Regions from separate parts of the Homo sapiens genome. Here region 1 is linked to region 2. A link is a loop called in an ENCODE intact Hi-C map of the cell type or tissue named here. Cell type or tissue: PC-9. All regions are shown on one strand. Links, peaks and the distances in the headings refer to the core of each region. The heading gives the core; the rest is flanking DNA.

Region 1 (8,824 bases), core at 579-8,578, 130 kb before region 2:
TAAAATAGTAAAATGGAAGACAAATTGAACCATATCAATAACTACATTAAATATGAACAATCTAAATGCTATGCAAAAGTCAGAGATTGACTGACTAATAAAAGCAAGATCTAACTATATGCTACCTACAATAGACACATTAGATTTAAAGATAAAAATAGGTTGAAAGTAAAAGGATGGGGAAAAATGCCATAAAAACAGTACCATAGGAGAGTTGGAGTGGCTATATTAATAGACTTTAAGACAAGACATATTACTAGAGACAGATGGATGCTTTATAATGAATATGTAACAATTATAAATGTATATGTTCCTAACAACAGAGCCCCTAAATACATAAAGCAAAAGTTGATAGAATTAAAAAGAAAAACACTATTCAAAGAGACTTCAATACCCCATTTGATAGAAAATTAGTAACGATATAGAAGACTATCAACCAACCTGATACAACTGACATTTTTAGAACACCACACCTAATAACAGCAGAATACACATTCTTTTTAGTGTACATGGAACATTCTCCAGAATAGACTGGATGCTAGGCCATGATACAAGGCCCACATTTAACAGAATTGAAATCATACAAAGTATGTTCTCTGACCACAACAGGATTAAATTAGAAATGAGCAACAGAAGGAAATTTGGAAATCTCCAGATATTTGGAAATTAAATAACATGCTTTTAAATAACCCATAGTCAAAAAAGAAATCATGAGGGAAATTAGAAAATATTTTGAGTTGAGTTAAAACAAAAACACACACAAAATCAAAATTTGTGGCATGCAGTTAGTGCAGGGAGGGAAATTTATAACATTAAACACATTAAAAAAAGAGAAAAATCTTAATCTAAGCTTCCACCTCAAGAATCTAGAAAAAGGAGTAAAATAAACTCAAAACAAGCAAAAGGAAAGAAATAATAAAAAGTAGAAATCAATGAACTTGAGAAAATAAAAACCAATAAAAATCATGTTCTTGGAAAAAAGTCAACAAAATTGAGAAATCTTGAGCTAGACTAACCAAGAAGGAAGAGAGAAATAGAATATTTTCAAAATCAGAAATGAAACGGTTCATCACTACCAGTCCTATGGAAATTAAAGAGTTCACAGGACTGCTATGAACAAATTTACATTAACAAATTGGAAAACTTAAATGCAAAGATTCTTAGAAAGATACAAATTACCAAAACTGAACTAAGAATAATTAGAAAATCTGAATCTACCTATAACAAGTACAGAAATTCATTTAATAGATAAAATGCTTCCCATAAAGAAAAGCTTGGGTCCAGACAGCTCTGTATTCATTTCCTATTGCTGTATAACAAATTGCTGTAAATGTAGAGGCTGAAAATAACACCCTTTTATTAGCCCTCAGTTTTGTATTCCAGAAGTCTGACATGGTGAGACTAGAAATCAAGATGTCTGTCAGACTGAGTTCTCATCTGGAGGCTCTGGAGAAGAATCACTTCCAAGCTCACTTAGGTTGTTGGCATAATTCATTTCCTTGACCTTGTAGGAGTGAGATCCCCATTTTCTTGCTGGTAGTCCCTCAGGGGCTGCTTTTAGCTCTTAGAGGCTGCCTGCATTCCTTGTCATGTGGCCTGCTCCATCTTCAAGCCACAATAGCTCATTAAATATTTCTAGTGCTTCAGATTTCTAGCTTTCTCTTTTTCCATCAACCAAAAATCTTTCTGCTTTTAAAAGGTTCATGTGGCTAATCTCCCTTTCTTTAAGTCAACTGTTTCATATAACATAAGCTAATCATAAGAGTAAAACCCATCATATTTACAGTCCCAGGGCATTTTAGAATTCTGCCTGCTGCAGCTTCATTGGTCAATTCTATCAACTGTAGTTACAATAGCCAAAACAATTTTGAAAAAAAAGAATAAATTTGAGGATTTATACCATCTGATTTCAAAACTTGCTATATAGCTACAGAAATCAAGACACTGTTGTATTGGCATAAAGATAGGCATATAGCTTAACAGAATAGAATCGACAGAAATAGAGTTTATATTTACATTTGAAGGTTTTACATTTATAGTCAATTTTTGACAAAGGTACCAACATCGTTCAATAGAGAAAGGATAATCTTTTCAACAAATAATTCTGGATCAATTGGATATCCATAGCAAAAGGTAAATTCATACCGTTGTTTCATACTATATACAAAAATTAACTCAAGAGGGATAAGAGACTTACATGTAAAAAGTAAATATATAAAATTTCTAGATGAGAACATAGGAGAAAATCTTCATGATGTTGGGGTAGGCAAAGATTTCTTCTTAGACTCAATGTGAACCATAAAAGAAAACTTTGATAAATTGGATTTTGTCACATGAAAACTTTCTGCTCAAAATGAAAAGGCAAGTCACAGACTGGGGGAAGATATCTGCAGTACTTATATCTGATGAAAGATTGTGTATAGGATATACAAAGACATTCATCTTGGCTGTGATTGTGGTTACATGGCTGTATACTTTTTCAAAACTCAGCAAGCTTTATTTAAAATGTGCATTTTAGTGAATAAATTATACCTCAATAAAGCTGATTAAAATATATTAAAAGGATATCTTATTTGATTTATTTATTTTTTGAGATGAGTCTCGCTCTGTCGTCCAGGCTGGAGTGCAGTGGTGCAATCTTGGCTCACTGCAACCTCTGCCTCCCAGGTTCAAGCAATTCTCCTGCCTCCCAAATAGCTGGGATTACAGGTGTCCGCCACCACACGCAGCTAATTTTTGTATTTTTAGTAGAGACGAGGTTTCACCATGTTGGCCAGGCTAGTCTCAAACTCTTGACCTCAGGTGATCCGCCCACCTCGGCCTCCCAAAGTGCTGGGATTACAGGTGTGAGCCACCGCACTCAGCCTAAAAGGATATTTTAAATAATATTTACATGCTTTGATTAGTCTCCTTGGAGTACTGCAGCTTAACCATTTTTTGCTTTTTCACTCACTCAGCTTTTCCCCCTGGGGATAGGTAGTTTTTTAGCTAAGTGGAACAGAGCGACGCAAGGGGTTCAAATAAAAGATATATAGCCCTGTGGCATCTTATCAGAATATCAATATATTTGGAGGCTAGACTGGTGCAGTGGCTCATGCCCGTAATCCTAGCACTTCAGGAAATAGAGGTGGGCAGACTGCTTGAGCTCAGGAGTTCAAGACCAGTGTGGGCAACATGGCAAAACCCTGTCTTTACAAAAAATACAAAAATCAGCCAGGTGTGGTGGCATGAACCTGTAATCCCAGCTACTTGGGAAGCTGAGGTGGGAGGATCGCTTGAGCTTGGGAGGCAGAGGTTGCAGTGAGCTGAGATCCTGCCACTGTACTCCAGCCTGTGTAATAAGAGTGAGACCCTGTCTCAAAAAAAAAAAAAAAAAAAAAAAAAAGAAAAAGAAAAAAAAATACATGTATTTGGAGGCTAAAAGGAATCTGGGTTTTGGAGCTAGGGAACTGAGTTTCTACTCTGATTACATATCAAAAAATCCTAGCTTTACCCTTTGTGAGCCTCACGTCTCTGCTTGTCTACAGTGAAATGCCCTACCCATGGCTCAGCGATTTGTCTTATTCACATGATGTGAAGGTAAAGGGCTCAAGAAATGTTGGCCACTCTTATTCTAAAGAAATTCTCATGTAACTAGACAAAGATGTATAGAGAAACAATTTTGATTACAGAAAAAAACTGAGTGCCATCTAAACATCCATGAGTAGGGGACTGTCGTGATATGACTTATTATACAACACTATGCAGCTATTTAAAAGAATAAAGACAATCTCTATGTTCTGTCATGAAAAGATGTTTGTGATTACTGTAGATTTGTAGAAAGCAAGTTGAAGAAAAATATGTTTAGTATAATCTCATTTATGGTAAATGAAAACACAAAATGTGTGTATCTCAATTATGTGCAGAGAAAACTTAGCAGTTTTACTCTGCAGAGTGGGATTGCAGATGAATAGAGAGGGGAGATTTTGCCTTGTTTTTTTTGAAAATTAACTTCTTTATTGAAATATTTCAATGAGCATGTGCTACTTATTTTTTTTTTGAAGTTTTTTTAAATTATACTTTAAGTTCTAGGGTAGATGTGCACAACATGCAGGTTTGTTACATATGTATACATGTGCCATGCTGGTGTGCTGCACCCGTTAACTCGTCATTTACATTAGGTATATCTCCTAATGCCATCTCTCCTCCCTCCCCCGACCCCACGACAGGCCCCAGTGTGTGATGTTCCCCTGTGTCCAAGTGTTCTCATTGTTCAATTCCCACCTATGAGTGAGAACATGTGGTGTTTGGTTTTCTGTCCTTGCGATAGTTTGCTCAGAATGATGGTTTCCAGCTTCATCCACGTCCCTACAAAGGACATGAACTCATCCTTTTTCATGGCTGCATAGTATTCCATGGTGTGTATGTGAGCATGTGCTACTTATTAAGAAAATACACCTTTCATTTTTTTTTTTTTTTTTTTTTTGAGATGGAGTCTCACTCTGTCATCCAGGTGGGAGTGCAGTGGTGCCATCTCAGCTCACTGCAAACTCCGCCTCCCGGGTTCAAGCGATTCTCCTGCCTCAGCCTCCCGAGTAGCTGGGATTACAGGTGTGCACCACTAGGCCCAGCTAATTTTTGTATTTTTAGTAGAGATGGGTTTTCACTATGTTGGCCAGGCTGGTCTCAAACTCCTGACCTCAAGTGATCTGCCCACCTCAGCCTCCCAACATGCTGAGATTACTGGCGTGAGCCACTGGGCCCAGCCAGAAAATATACATTTCTAACAAATAAACAATCAGCACCAATCCTCTTGAACTGAGAGTGTTCTGATTGAAGTCTGTTTGGTATTTTGTGGATGGAGACTTACCTTTCTTCATTCCAAGGAGTGTATATTGTCATATATTGTTCTCTTTTGCCCATCCCAAATGGCCATCTCTTGAATCACAGAGCTGCCTAATGAAATCAAGTAGATGAATCAATGAATAGGAATAAATTGGGTACAGTTTCAACATAATTTTTTCCAGAAAAGGGGTTCTTTCTTCCTGTGACCTCTAACCTATTTAAGCACAATGGGGAGAAAAATGTGGGCTATGGCCACCCATGGGCTGGAATCTAGTTCTACCACTAATCTGATCTGAGATCTTGGGCAGGTCACAAGCTCTCTGGATTCTCTGAACCTGTTTCCTTATCTGTCAAATGAGCCAAATACTTGCTTTCCCAAGGCTTACTAGGGTAGTTGTGAGGTTCTAAAGAGATAAAGGAGGAAAAATACACCTGAGCCCAGGAGGTTGAGGCTGCAGTGAGCTGTGATCGTGCCACTATACTCCAGCCTGGGCGACAGAGTGAGACCCTGTCTTAAAGGGAAAGAAAAGGAGGAAAAATAGATTTTTGTCAGGAGTGCTGTAAAACTTGGTAGTGTTATTATTTGGAGAAGGTGATTAAACCTATCTAGGTGACCTTGGATTTATCACAGGTGCTATTTCCTGGGCCTAAAGATTGCCTAGTCTTTTTCCCAAGCTTTTGGTCAAAAAGCAGTGAGGAGAAAGAGCATTGCTTCAACCAGATGCCTAGAAAGGGGTGAGAAAGAAAACAAGAGCAGCATTTACTGTATGCTTGCTGTGGGCCAGATCCAAGTTACGTGATTTACATATTTTATATTGTTTGATCCTTACAACAAGGCTATGATTTGGCTATCTCAGGCTACATTTAGAGATCAGAAAGCTCAAGAATAAAGAATATGTAAGATAGGTGTGAACCCTCATTCATTCATTTAATAACAGTACAATCATGTGCTGCATAACAACATTTAGGTCAACTGTGGGCCGCCATCAGTAAAGTCACAGGGCAACGCTTTACTCACATGTTCGTGGTGATGCCCGATGTAAACAAACCTACTGTGCTGCCAGTCGTATAAAAGTCTAGCACATACAATTATGTATAGCACATAATACTTCATAATGATAATAACCATGTTACTGGTTTATATATTTACCATACTCTACTTTTTATCTTTTAGAGTGCAGTCCTACTTATTAAAAAAAAAAAAAAAAAAGGTAGCTGTAAGACAGCTTCAGGCAGGCCCTTTAGGAGGTATTTCAGAAGAAGGCATTGTTCTCATAGGAGATGACTGCTCCATGCATGTAATTGCCCCTAAAGACCTCTTCCAGTGGGACAAGATGTGGAGGTAGAGGGCAGTGATGTTGATGATCCTGATCCTGTGTAGGCCTAGGCTAATATGTGGGTTTGTGTCTTAATTTTCAACAAAAAAGTTTAAAAAGTTAAAAAATTTTAAAATAGAAAAAAGCTTATATAATAATATAAAGGAAGTATTTTTGTACACTTATAGAATGTGTTTGCCTTTTAAGCTAAGTGTTATTACAAAGGAGTAAAAAAGTTAAAAAAATTTCAAGTTTATAAAACTAAAAAGTTACAGTGGCTGGGCATGGTGGCTCACACCTGTATTTCCAGCACTTTGGGAGGCCTAAGGGAGAATCTCTTGAGGCCAGGAGTTCGAGACCAGCCTGGATAACAAAGGGAAACTCCCATCTCTATAAAAAATTAGCCAGGCACAGTGGCATGTGCCTGTAAGTCCCAGCTACTCGGGAGGCTGAGGTGAGAGACTGCTTGAATCCAAGAAGTGAAGGCTGCAGTGAGCCATGATCATACCACTATGCTCCAGGCTGAGTGACAGAGCAAGACCCTGTCTCAAAAAAAAAAAAAAAAAAAAAGGCCGGGCACAGTGGCTCACGCCTGTAATCCCAGCACTTTGGGAGGCTGAGGAGGGTGGATCACGAGGTCAGGAGATCGAGAACATCTTGGCTAACACGGTGAGACCCCGTCTCTACTAAAAATACAAAAAAAAATTAGCCGGGTGTGGTGGTGGCTGCCTGTAGTCCCAGCTACTCGGGAGGCTGAGGCAGGAGAATGTCGTGAACCTGGGAGGAAGAGATTGCAGTGAGCTGAGATCATGCCACTGCACTCCAGCCTGGGAGACAGAGCAAGACTCTGTCTCAAAAAAAAAAATTACAATAAGTTAAGGTTGATTTATTATTAAAGGAAAATGTTTTAAAAATAAATTTAGTGTAGCCTAAGTGTACAGTGTTTATAATGTCCACAGTAGTGCACAGTAATGCCCCCAGGCCTTCGTATTCACTCACCACTCACTCACTGACTCACCCAGAACAAATTCCAGTCCTGCAAGCTCCATTCATGGTAAGTGCCCTATACAGGTGTACCATTTTAAATCTTTTATACTGTATCCTTACTGTACCTTTTCTATGTTTAGGTACACAAATACTTACCATGTGTCACAGTATAGTATCAGTACAGTGACATGCTGTAGTTTTATAGCCTAGCAGCAATAGCTATACAATATAACCCAGGTGTGTAGTAGGCTAGATCATCCAGGTTTGTATAAGTACACTCTATAATGTTTGCACAATGACAAAATCCTAACGACACATTTCTCAGAATGTATTTCTGTCAAGCAATACATCACCGTACTAGTTACCAGGAATACAATTGTGAATAAATAAGTAGAAGTCTCTACTCTCGCAGAACTTACCCTCAAACGGGGCCCAGTTTGAAGTTTCTCAGCTGTCAAAGGGCAATGAGGGGATTCTCATTCCATTTTATACCACTCAGTTTCTGTCTCTAAGTACTGGCACCTTCTCACCCCAAGTTTCCTAGGCTCTTCACTTTAAACCCCCTATGTAGGGCCCAGAGCCTCTTCTCCTCCTCCCGCTGGACCTCCCCTCCTGGGGCTGACATTCTCCTCCTCCTCGTAGAACTCCCTTCTGGGGGATGACATTCTTGAGTATCCTGGGGTAGAAGATTGTTGTAACCTTTTTTCCCTCCCAGAGTGTGATTATCTGAGCAGAGGAAGCCTCCAGGAAAGCTGCATTACCAGATGAGTCAGCTGTCATCACAGCCATTACCTAATGCTGAACTGGGATGGGTTCAGGAAGCTGAAGTCAGTGAATATAAAACTAAGACTCACAGGTTTGGAACTCAAGGTTGCTGGAAGCAAGAGGCTGGCGGTGTTTCCACAGCTATTGCCAAGTCTCTACTTGTTCACTCTCTCCAGAGAACAGAACAGGGAGGTCTTCAAAAGTTCCATTTTAAAAGAAGCTGGTGTTTCTGAGAAGGGACTCTCCCTTTACAGTTTTTCTCAGTGAATGCTTTAGCACGAATAGACTACTCGGGGCAGGATGGAATAGGGGGAGGTGAGAAGAACAGGAGACAACGCTGGCTGGAGAATGGTAGGTAAGAGGAGTCATTAATAGGAGAGTCCCACAGACCTAGGTTCTCGTGCTGACTACCTAGGTTCTTAAGCTAATGTCCCAACACTGAAACCTCTTAGTGGGTTCCTTATGGGAAAGACCATTAAGATGATAACAAAATTGGTCTGCGTGAAGAATCAAGACACAGATACCAAAGGAAATAGAACACATCGGCACCAGAGTTGCTGATCTGTATCGCCTTGCTTAGAAGTATTGTTGCATGTTGGCCGGGCGCGGTGGCTCACGCCGGTAATCCTAGCACTTTGGGAGGCCAAGGTGGGTGGATCACCTGAGGTTAGGAGTTTGAGACCAGCCTGACCAACATGGTGAAACTCTGTCTCTACAAAAATACAAAAAATTAGCCTGGCATGGTGGCGCATGCCTGTAATCCCAGCTACCAGGGAGGCTGAGACAGGAGAATGGCTTGAACCCGGGAGGTGGAGGTTGCTGTGAGCGGAGATCGCGCCATTGCACTCTAGCCTGGGCGACAAGAGCAAAACTCCATCTCAAATAAAATAAAATAAAAAGTATTGTTGCATGTGCTAAATGTTACCTACCCC
Region 2 (8,824 bases), core at 336-8,335:
GGCCCCTGGTGGCCCAGCAAGTCATCAGACAGCCTGGGCAAGAGCAGCAGCCAGATGAGCTAGAGGGCAGCTTGAACCTCTTGGCAAACTTGCCAAACATTGAGGAATCTGGGGATTGTGGTTCCAAAAAGTCTGGTTTCTTTTGGAACCAGACTGAAGCATGAATTTGAGTTGGGGACAAGGGATCCCCCAACTCAAAAAAAAAAATCCACCTCATTAAAAATTCCTTTGGCATGGCATATTGCTACAGAGTCTGATTGTAGTGCCAGTGTCTTTCTAACACCCTTCAAATAACAGTGCTGACAAATTCCTAAGCAGCCGTCAAATTACATGATCTTGACCTGGTTGGATAAAAAGTGATGCTAGCACAAAGGTGATTGATTGAGGATTATGACAGTCAGACAGATGACACAGTGAATATTGGAAGTATTAATAGCAAGCTTATTCCTAATCTTTACACTGTAGGCAAAAGAAGTAACATGTCAAAAACACCACAGAATATTTTTATTATGGGAGGAGGCAAAACGTTCTTAAGCTTATAATGTAGTGGCACCTTATAGGTAAGACTTAAAGCCTCAAAGCTTTGTTTTAAAGCAACGACTGGTGTTGATTCTCAGTCAATTTAAAGGATGAAAAGGGCTGTAAAACTATTTTACGGTAGGAATAATAGCTACCACTTTTTAAGCACTATGTTACAGGGATTTTAAATATATTAGCTAATTTAAGCCTAATGGCAGCCTTGTCAGGTAGGTACCTTTGTCCCCAGTTTATATACAACTGCAAATTCTGAGACAAAGGATAGTTAGACAGTTCTGCCTGATCCCAAAGCCAGTGCTCTTCAATTCACTGCAGTAAGCCACCTCTCTGGAGCTGAAAGGAGACATGAAACTAGGGACATGAGATAAATGGATTTTTTTTCTCTAAAGAATTGCCATTTTTCTGGATCTTGGATAGAGCTTTATCTTGAGAAGTAACCACGCTTGCTCTTCACAGACAAGATACAGCAACATCTAATATGGAGAAAAACTGTGAGCATTTCCACTTCTGATTAATGAATCAAAACTGAACCAATAAAGTCTAGCCTTTGTGACAGTTCTTTGTCTCCTCCTTGGCCAAGAATTTCTGTACACACTGAGTCAGAGTGTCAGCACTCTCTTAACTTGGCGCACGCAACTTGACATGAGTCACCAGAAGGATTTGAAACTTCGGGTTGGAAAAAGCCACTGCTGTTAAGTTGGTACAGACAAAAATATTTGGGCGTCAACTCTTGTGTTCCTGGATATAGCTTGTTCGTTCATCTGTGTGTTGATTCATTCAATAAATATTCTAATGTACCCAATAAAATACAAAATACTGGGTAAAAAGTTTAATTAGTAAACAAACAAACAAACAAACAAAAAAAAACAGTGAAATCAAGTGTCTCACCTCAACCCCTAGTTTCTCTGTTGAGGGACAATCACTGCTAGCAGTTTCTTGGAGGATCCTTCTAGAGATATTCTAGGCATATTATGTGCCTTTCCCTTGGTTTACATAAGTGTTATTGCACCCCTGCAATAGCCTGGGCACTGATTTATGTAAAGTGATGATCAAGACTTGGGCCCTGTCCCTGAGGAGGAAATAGAACATAAACCAACTTCCACTTTATGATTGACAAGTTCCCTGATTGGAGGTACTTATAGGAGTGGTGGTGGTCTGAGTGAATCAGGATTGAAATATCAATGTGTCTTATCAGCTGTCACAAGTAAATTGTTGTTATTAATAGTGAAGTGCCAGCATTTGAAAATTATTTTTTAAAATAGGATAACATGTATTCCTGTGATAATTTCAACCTCACTTGCATCCTAATTTGCTTGTGAGACAGAAAAGTGTGGAGATTAAGCTGTTTCACTGAGAATTGTGCGTGACGCTGGACACACCCATGGTAGGTTCTCTTGTGAATGTGATCTGGTGCATATCCCAGGGAGCTGAACATTTTGTACAATCAGGGTACAAGAAGAGCATAATTTCTTCATTTTCTGGGGGACAATTAGAAAGTTTTCCCTAAATAGTATATGCTCCCATTTAGTGGGGTATGGTTTTCCTAGTTGCCTGGTTTCAAAATATTCATCCTTACAATGGAAGGGAAGTCAGGAAGTGATAAAACCTCCCATCTGGATTGAATACAGTTTGGGACAGTAGTTTGTGCACGGTGAGGCAGATAACACTTTGCAGATTTAGGAGACAGCTGAATCTGATGCATGTGGATGCAAGCTACTGGTAGAAGGCTTGGAGCAAATCCTTTCAATGCAGCTTGGATTTATGGGAGATTTTCAGGCGCCTGTAGGCTTTGAAGAGGCGTACAGTAGTATTTGGTTCACAAAGAGTTCACGTTTACTTCGGTTCACCTGGATTCTCACTCCCAATTGAGTTTTATTTCCAGTATGCTTGTAAACCAACTCCAGACTCGGATGCAAACTCGGCTCAATGTCTGATAGGGAGTTAAAGAGAGAAAATACAAAATGGCATAAATGAGTTTCACATGATTTCCAATCCAAGCTATGAGCTGGCTCTGGCTCGCTCAATCAGCCAGGAGCAGAAAAAGTTTTGCAAACTTCAGTGACCCTTGCAAAAAACCTGGTCTACATCCTGCCTTCAGGAGAAAACCCAGAACCGGTTAGATGTGCCCTGTTTTGGTTTCTATTACAGCTTGCCTTGCAGCCGTCCTAGGAGAGACTGTGGCCCAAGTACATTCTCCTCTTGATCTTCTAAATGTGCCCCTCTAAGGGGCAAGAAGGTTTGCTTTTATTATGGCACATAAGGCAAAAATGTGTCTTGGAATGAAGCACAGCTGAATTGCTGAGGGCAGGACTATAAAATACAATCTTTCCCAAGGATTTTCTTCCTTAGGAGCTCAAATGGCAGCCTAGCTTGACAGCAGGGGCTCTATGCTGACTTAAGTTTTTATATCATGTCAGAAAAATATAAATATAATTATCTTCCTTCGTTAAAGAACCCACAACCCAAATTTGTACAGTTAGTCAAATTTCAGTTTAAAAAATACTGAAATATGTTATTATCCTTTTAAAAGTCATCTGTACAACACTATGATATAGGGCATAAGGTTTGAGAGGGATTTTTTCTTCCTTTCTTCCTTTTTTTCCTTTCTAAGTCATATGAAGCAGAACTAGATCTGAGTGAAATCTTGCCTTTTCACGTAGTTTTTTTCCCTAGCTAAGTTAAATAAAGCACAAAAAGAGTGCATTTCCCAAGTACCTTATGAGATCCTGTCAATTTGTTTCTTCCCCTTGCTTTGAAAACCACCCCTAAAGAGATAAAATTACTTGCATCGATTCTTACAGAAAAGCAGCCAAGGTTTTATTAAAAACATTGTCCTTCGTACTCTTGCATATTTTCTTTTTCTCCCTAACATGGAAGGACATCAAATATAAAAGAAACGCAAATGTACAATACTGCCTCTTTCATCTTTGCTCAATTTCCAAAATCTTCCAACCCATCGCTTTACTTTTCTTTATTAAATTTTAAAGCCGAGCAAGTGGAATGCTGCATTTGAATTGTGAGGCTATGGGGGATGTTGGTGAGAGACTATCTGCATTGTTTCATTCAATTCTCATAAACTCTTCTCACCCTGTATTGGGATTGGCGAAATACTTTTATACCTTGGGGAAGATGTTCAAACTAATTGGTTTCCTATAGAACTCAGGATTCTGGAAGCTCATGATGCTTGATGTGACTGGATTCTTTAGTAATTAAAAAAAAAAAGATGAAAAAGTGTCATTGATACCTGGTTGAATATACAAACTTTAAAAACAAGTTCAGAGTTTTCTCTCAAATGCATACAGTGTATTACAGAGTATTTCTTGGAAGAGCAATCCTCTGAAATACACATGAAAAATAATTTGATGACTAAAAAATAATGAAAAAATGTGTGATGATCTGGATTTCTTGCTTTTTAAAATTTCCAGCTTGATAGCGTTCACTAAAACATGTCCTTTTGAAAAGCGATCTCTAAAAGCCATAGTCATGAAGCAGACTGGCAAAATAAAGGCAAAATATCTGTGATAAGTTAAATGAAAAAAAAAATTCAAAATTTTATCTTTTTTTAAAAAGACTAAAAGGAAACACATCAAAAGAATAGCCTAGAATTACTTGTCATATTTTTCTTTTTTCTATTTTCATTCTTTCTGCAATTTGGAATAATTACCTTTCTAACAACAATAATACAAAGATCAGCTATAGTCCTTATATTTTTAGTGGGTCTGATTTATCCTGGACTGCCCTGTGCTTGGAGATGCAGACCTCTGATTTTTTAAAAATATGTGCTTTAAACACAGAATAGCTTATCAGAAACTGTAATTGTGTTAGATAAAATCTCAGCCCTAAAAGAAAACAGTACTGTACGTGCCAGGATAAGCATTTTGAAACCAAATGAATAACTGAGGTTATTAGTTCAACGATGAGCACACCTGAGTTTTGAGACATATGACCCAATAGCATATGGTGAAATCCTGGATCCACAGAGAGTGTCTCATATTCACTAAACTCATCAGAATGAGCATTTAGTTCCTCTAAAGCAAGGTGCAATAAATCAGGGGAAAGCTGCAGATCCTGTCAGACCTGCTTGCATTCCTTTCCCCTCAGTGATTCCTTAGTTCAAGAGGGTTCATCCTTTGGGAATGTTTTAACACCCTTTGAAAACAGTGCCAAAGTCCAGGGCTTTGACGGCTTGATAAAACCTTATTTTAGGCCAAGTGCGGTGGCTCACGCCTGTAATCCCAACACTTTAGGAGACCGAGGCGGGCGGATCACCCGAGGTCAGGAGTTCGAGACCAGCCTGACCACCATGGTGAAACCCCGTCTCTACTAAAAATACAAAATTAGCCGGGCATGGTGGCGCATATCTGTAATCCCAGCTACTCGGGAGGCTGAGACAGGAGAATCGCTTGGACCCGGGAGTTGGAGGTTGCAGTCAGCCGAGACTGCGCCATTGTACTCCAGCCTGGGCAACAAGAGCGAAACTCTGTCTCAAAAAACAACAACAAAAAAAAACAAAAACAAAAACAACAACAACAAAAAACACACCTTATTTTATCCTGAGATGGAGAAAAATCAGCCTCTGGGAGGGGCTAAATTATCAAAGGCAATGCCATGTAGCAGCAGTAAGTTAACTAGCAGATCTTGGAGAGATGAGAGCCCCTTTGAACTTGCTGGGAAGTTTAACAGCGAGAGTGGAGATTCCTGGGAGAATATCTGTTACCAAAAGACGATAAAGAACTAGTAAGTAGCTTTCCAGCTGGATAAAAGACAGGAGATAGAATCCATCCGGCTGCAGATCCGTGTTTAATTCTTGCACTGGGGGAGGGAGTGAATGCATAGAATTTATGGGATGGCGTTGAAAATATAATAGATGCCCAAACAAGAAGTTGGGCAGATTCATTTTTCTTTTGTATTATGGACCGGAATTTAAAATGTCAGTTTGAACAGGGAATTAATTGGACTTGCTGGGATGACAAGTCATGAGCCCTTAGGGCAACTGGTGATTTACCGATGCCAAGGCCAGCTCTCTTCCTGGGGACTCTCTTTGAAGTCAGGGGATGTTGGGAACACAGGGGGTGAAGGGAGGAATGGAAATTAGGGTGAGAACGGGCTTTGTAGTGGTATCATTTCTCCAAAACAATCTAGTGCTTTTCCCTTCTTCATTCATTCAGCAAATATTTCATGACCTCTCTGTGCCTGGCACTCTGCTGGCATTTGGGATTCAAAGATGAATACAGGAGAATTCATTGCTTAAAGAGTCTGGAGGTAATTTCAAACACTGACAAATTTCCTCTTCCTATTCTTATTAAGAGGAGCAGCCTGGAAGATGCATTGCCCTGTATTTCTATAATCTTATGTCTCTAATTTAAAGACATTTCAAATTTCATATAATTTTACTCTTTTTAGTAAAGGCAATTCATTAAATACATAAGATGTTATTTGAAATGCTTTTTTTTAACCAAATAAACTCATTTATTAAAAAAGAAAATCCCCCAAGTCAGACAGAGTTTTCATTCTGATTTTGTTGTTGTTGTTTTGGTAGAGACAAGGTCGCACTATGTTGCCCTGGTTGGTCTTGAACTCCTCAGCTCAAGCAATCCTCCCACCTCGGCCTGCTGAAGTGCTGGGATTACAGGCATGAGCCACTGTGCCCAGACTAATTGTTGTTTTTTAACAATATAGTTTCTATATTGATTTCACAAGCCTCCTTTTCCATGTGTTGAAATCCATGGATTGTATTAGAAAGACATTTGACCTATTGGGGGAGATAGATTATTATTGTTTTTAAATCAATTAGACATCTAGCTAGGCTGAAAACAACCACTAAAAGGTTTTCGTTTGTTTACTTGTTTTTGCCTGGCAGCCATACCACCAAAGTACAAAGGCTTGTTTAAAAAAAAATCTGTTTTGCCTATCTAAACCTCTCTAAAAGGAAGGAAATAAAATTTTGTAACTTTCCAAGAAGTGAAAACCAATTAACATTTTAAAGTCACATTACACTCATAACCTCTAATACATTATTTTCAGAAGAGCCATTTCTGCTGAGTCAGAATATAAAATAGGATTCAAATACCTATTTCCTTAATAGATTTAAATGACTGTGACTAACAATCTCAATATTTCTTGTTTTATGGAAAAATTTTAGTTTCTCAAGGATCCCATGGGGATTGGACATGATGGTGTTTAAGGGCCTCTAACGATCCCTGCCTTGGATATGTGTAGTCCCCTCCCACACTGCATCAGGATTGGTCTGTGAATACGGCAGAAATGATGGTATGACTTTTCCTAGGCTAGATCACAAAAGACCTTGTGGCTCCTCTCTCTCTCTTTCTCATACATACATCATTCCATCCAGGGGAAGCCAGATGCTGTGTTGTGAGGACAGTCAGGCAGCCCCATGGAGAGGCCCATGTGGCAAGGCATTGAGGACTTCTGCCAATAGCCATATGAATGACCATCTTGGAAGTAGGTGCTCCAGCCCTGGATAAACCTTCAGATGACTGCAGCCCCTGCTCAGAGCTTGACTGCAACCCCATCAGAGACCCTGAGCCTGAGACACTCAGCTAAGTCACTCGGAGGTTCCTAACCTACAGAAACTGTGTGAAATAATAAATGTTTATTGTTTTAAGCCGCCAAGGTTTTGGGGTAATTTGTGATGGAGTAACAGATAACTAATACAAAGACCCTTTCAAAAGTGAGATTAATTGATTCTCTGATTCTCATACCACACTGGTAATAGCTGCCATGTGAAATATTCTTACTGGAAGCCATGGGAAGTTTTAAATCTCTCCAGATTCCTGCACATTGCTTGCATTAATTAATACATATACCTGTGTATATCCATATATACAAAGTTAATGCATTTTTTTCTAAACATTTTTTGAAATTTATTTTCAATTTTAAAGACAATATATGCTTATTAAAGAAAATGTGAGGGGAACGTTAAAAAAGATTACCCATAGTTCTAACACCCATAGTTCTAACATCTATAGTTAGCACATTTGAGTGTACTTCTCTATATTTTCTTTCAGGGTGTTTAAAAAAGTACTTGTGATCATATGCTGTATAACCATATTTTCACCAAGTCAAATCCACTTCCTTTAAAGGCAGAGCCCAATAATGTGCTTTGCTCATCCTTGTCATTCAGCTCCCTGCTCCGAGTGACAGGTTCTCAGAGAAATCAGATGCAACTATGTCCTTAGCGTGCAGATGGCTCATGAGGGTGTCATGTGTTTGGAGCCAGGCCCTGGCAGGGAGTGACCAGTGCCCGGGGTGCCAGACACATGGAAGATGATTTACATCAACAGGCAGTTCCCTCTGTGCATATTCTTTTTATTTTCAGTACTAACATCTGTGTGAAGGGCCAACCCCTGTCCCCCACTAACTTATATTTATATCCACAAATTTCTTATGGGAATCAACACTCCCTTATTCTCTGCTCTTCATAGAGGGCTGCAATGCTGGCAAAGTGTAGGCATCAGGACCCTCTCCAAGGCCCTGAGAGGGGTTCTACAAAATGTTCAGATGGTTATACGTTTTTGCAAAATTTGCAAAAATAAAAAACTTGAATCACAATTGGTTAAGACTGCTACATCTTTCCACTCTGCCCCATCCCCGAACCCAACACACATATACTTTCCTTTATGCAGGGTGGTGCTGAGTGGTCATGTGAGAGCATTTTATTGTTATGATTTTTTTTTTTTAACAGAGCCTGAAAAATTGTGTAAGTTCCAGGACTTAAAAACCTGGATATACCTCTTTGTCTCTGAATTGCAAATATATACATAATATATTTTTAATATAAATATATATCTGTGGTATTTATATATATATATTAACAGCTTTTTCAATTGCTTTGTACTGTGAACATAATTTATTATTTGCTAGCCTTATTTGTTAAGTCAGAGGAAATTTCAGAGCCATGAGGGTTACAGAATGAGAGGATTTCTAATGAGCTCAATGTGTTCTAAATGGTTTTATGTGATTCCCAGGTTTGCTTCATCAGAATCCATAGGTTCTCAAGTGGCGCTCCTCCTTGTGCTCGCAGAACCCCGCTTATTGACTCTACAGATACTTTTTGCAGAAAATGGCTGCCTCTTTGCTGTCTACTGTGACTCTTCAACTAGGAAAGAACCAAATAGATTTAACCTACTCAACTCGACACTTCTGAACAAAAAAGAATGCAGAATATATAGCACCAACCAGGTGAGTGTTCCACTCTATAAAAGACTGTGCTGCTCTCTGAATGTTTATTCATTTTACTTGTTGATCAGAGGAATTTATCCTTCTT

The links. Peaks named below come from ENCODE experiments on the same cell type or tissue, not always from the same donor. Only the 100,000 strongest peaks of a DNase experiment are listed, where the experiment ranks them.
Region 1: a loop joins it to region 2, with 8 times the contacts of the local background. A loop is called at or near these places in 2 of 110 quality-filtered maps.

Annotation. Positions count from the first base shown.
Region 1 is chr3:150,468,912-150,477,735 of GRCh38, reverse strand. No RefSeq gene overlaps it. Among named protein-coding and RNA genes, the nearest start is that of TSC22D2, 65 kb to the right of the region's middle. RefSeq lists an enhancer at 8,008-8,508. In PC-9, for the core only: no CTCF peak of the experiment used is centred there; DNase peaks (open chromatin) are centred at 5,095, 7,165, 7,435 and 7,945; H3K4me3 peaks cover 1,325 bases; H3K27ac peaks cover 4,046 bases.
Region 2 is chr3:150,341,021-150,349,844 of GRCh38, reverse strand. LOC107986141 (a long non-coding RNA gene) reads right to left here. Exons shown (of 3, transcript XR_001740958.1): 2 at 1,426-2,467. It overlaps LOC107986142 (a long non-coding RNA gene), which reads left to right and starts at 6,175. Exons shown (of 3, transcript XR_001740959.3): 1 at 6,175-6,807; 2 at 6,890-8,739. In PC-9, for the core only: no CTCF peak of the experiment used is centred there; DNase peaks (open chromatin) are centred at 1,194, 2,634 and 4,544; H3K4me3 peaks cover 1,591 bases; H3K27ac peaks cover 6,245 bases.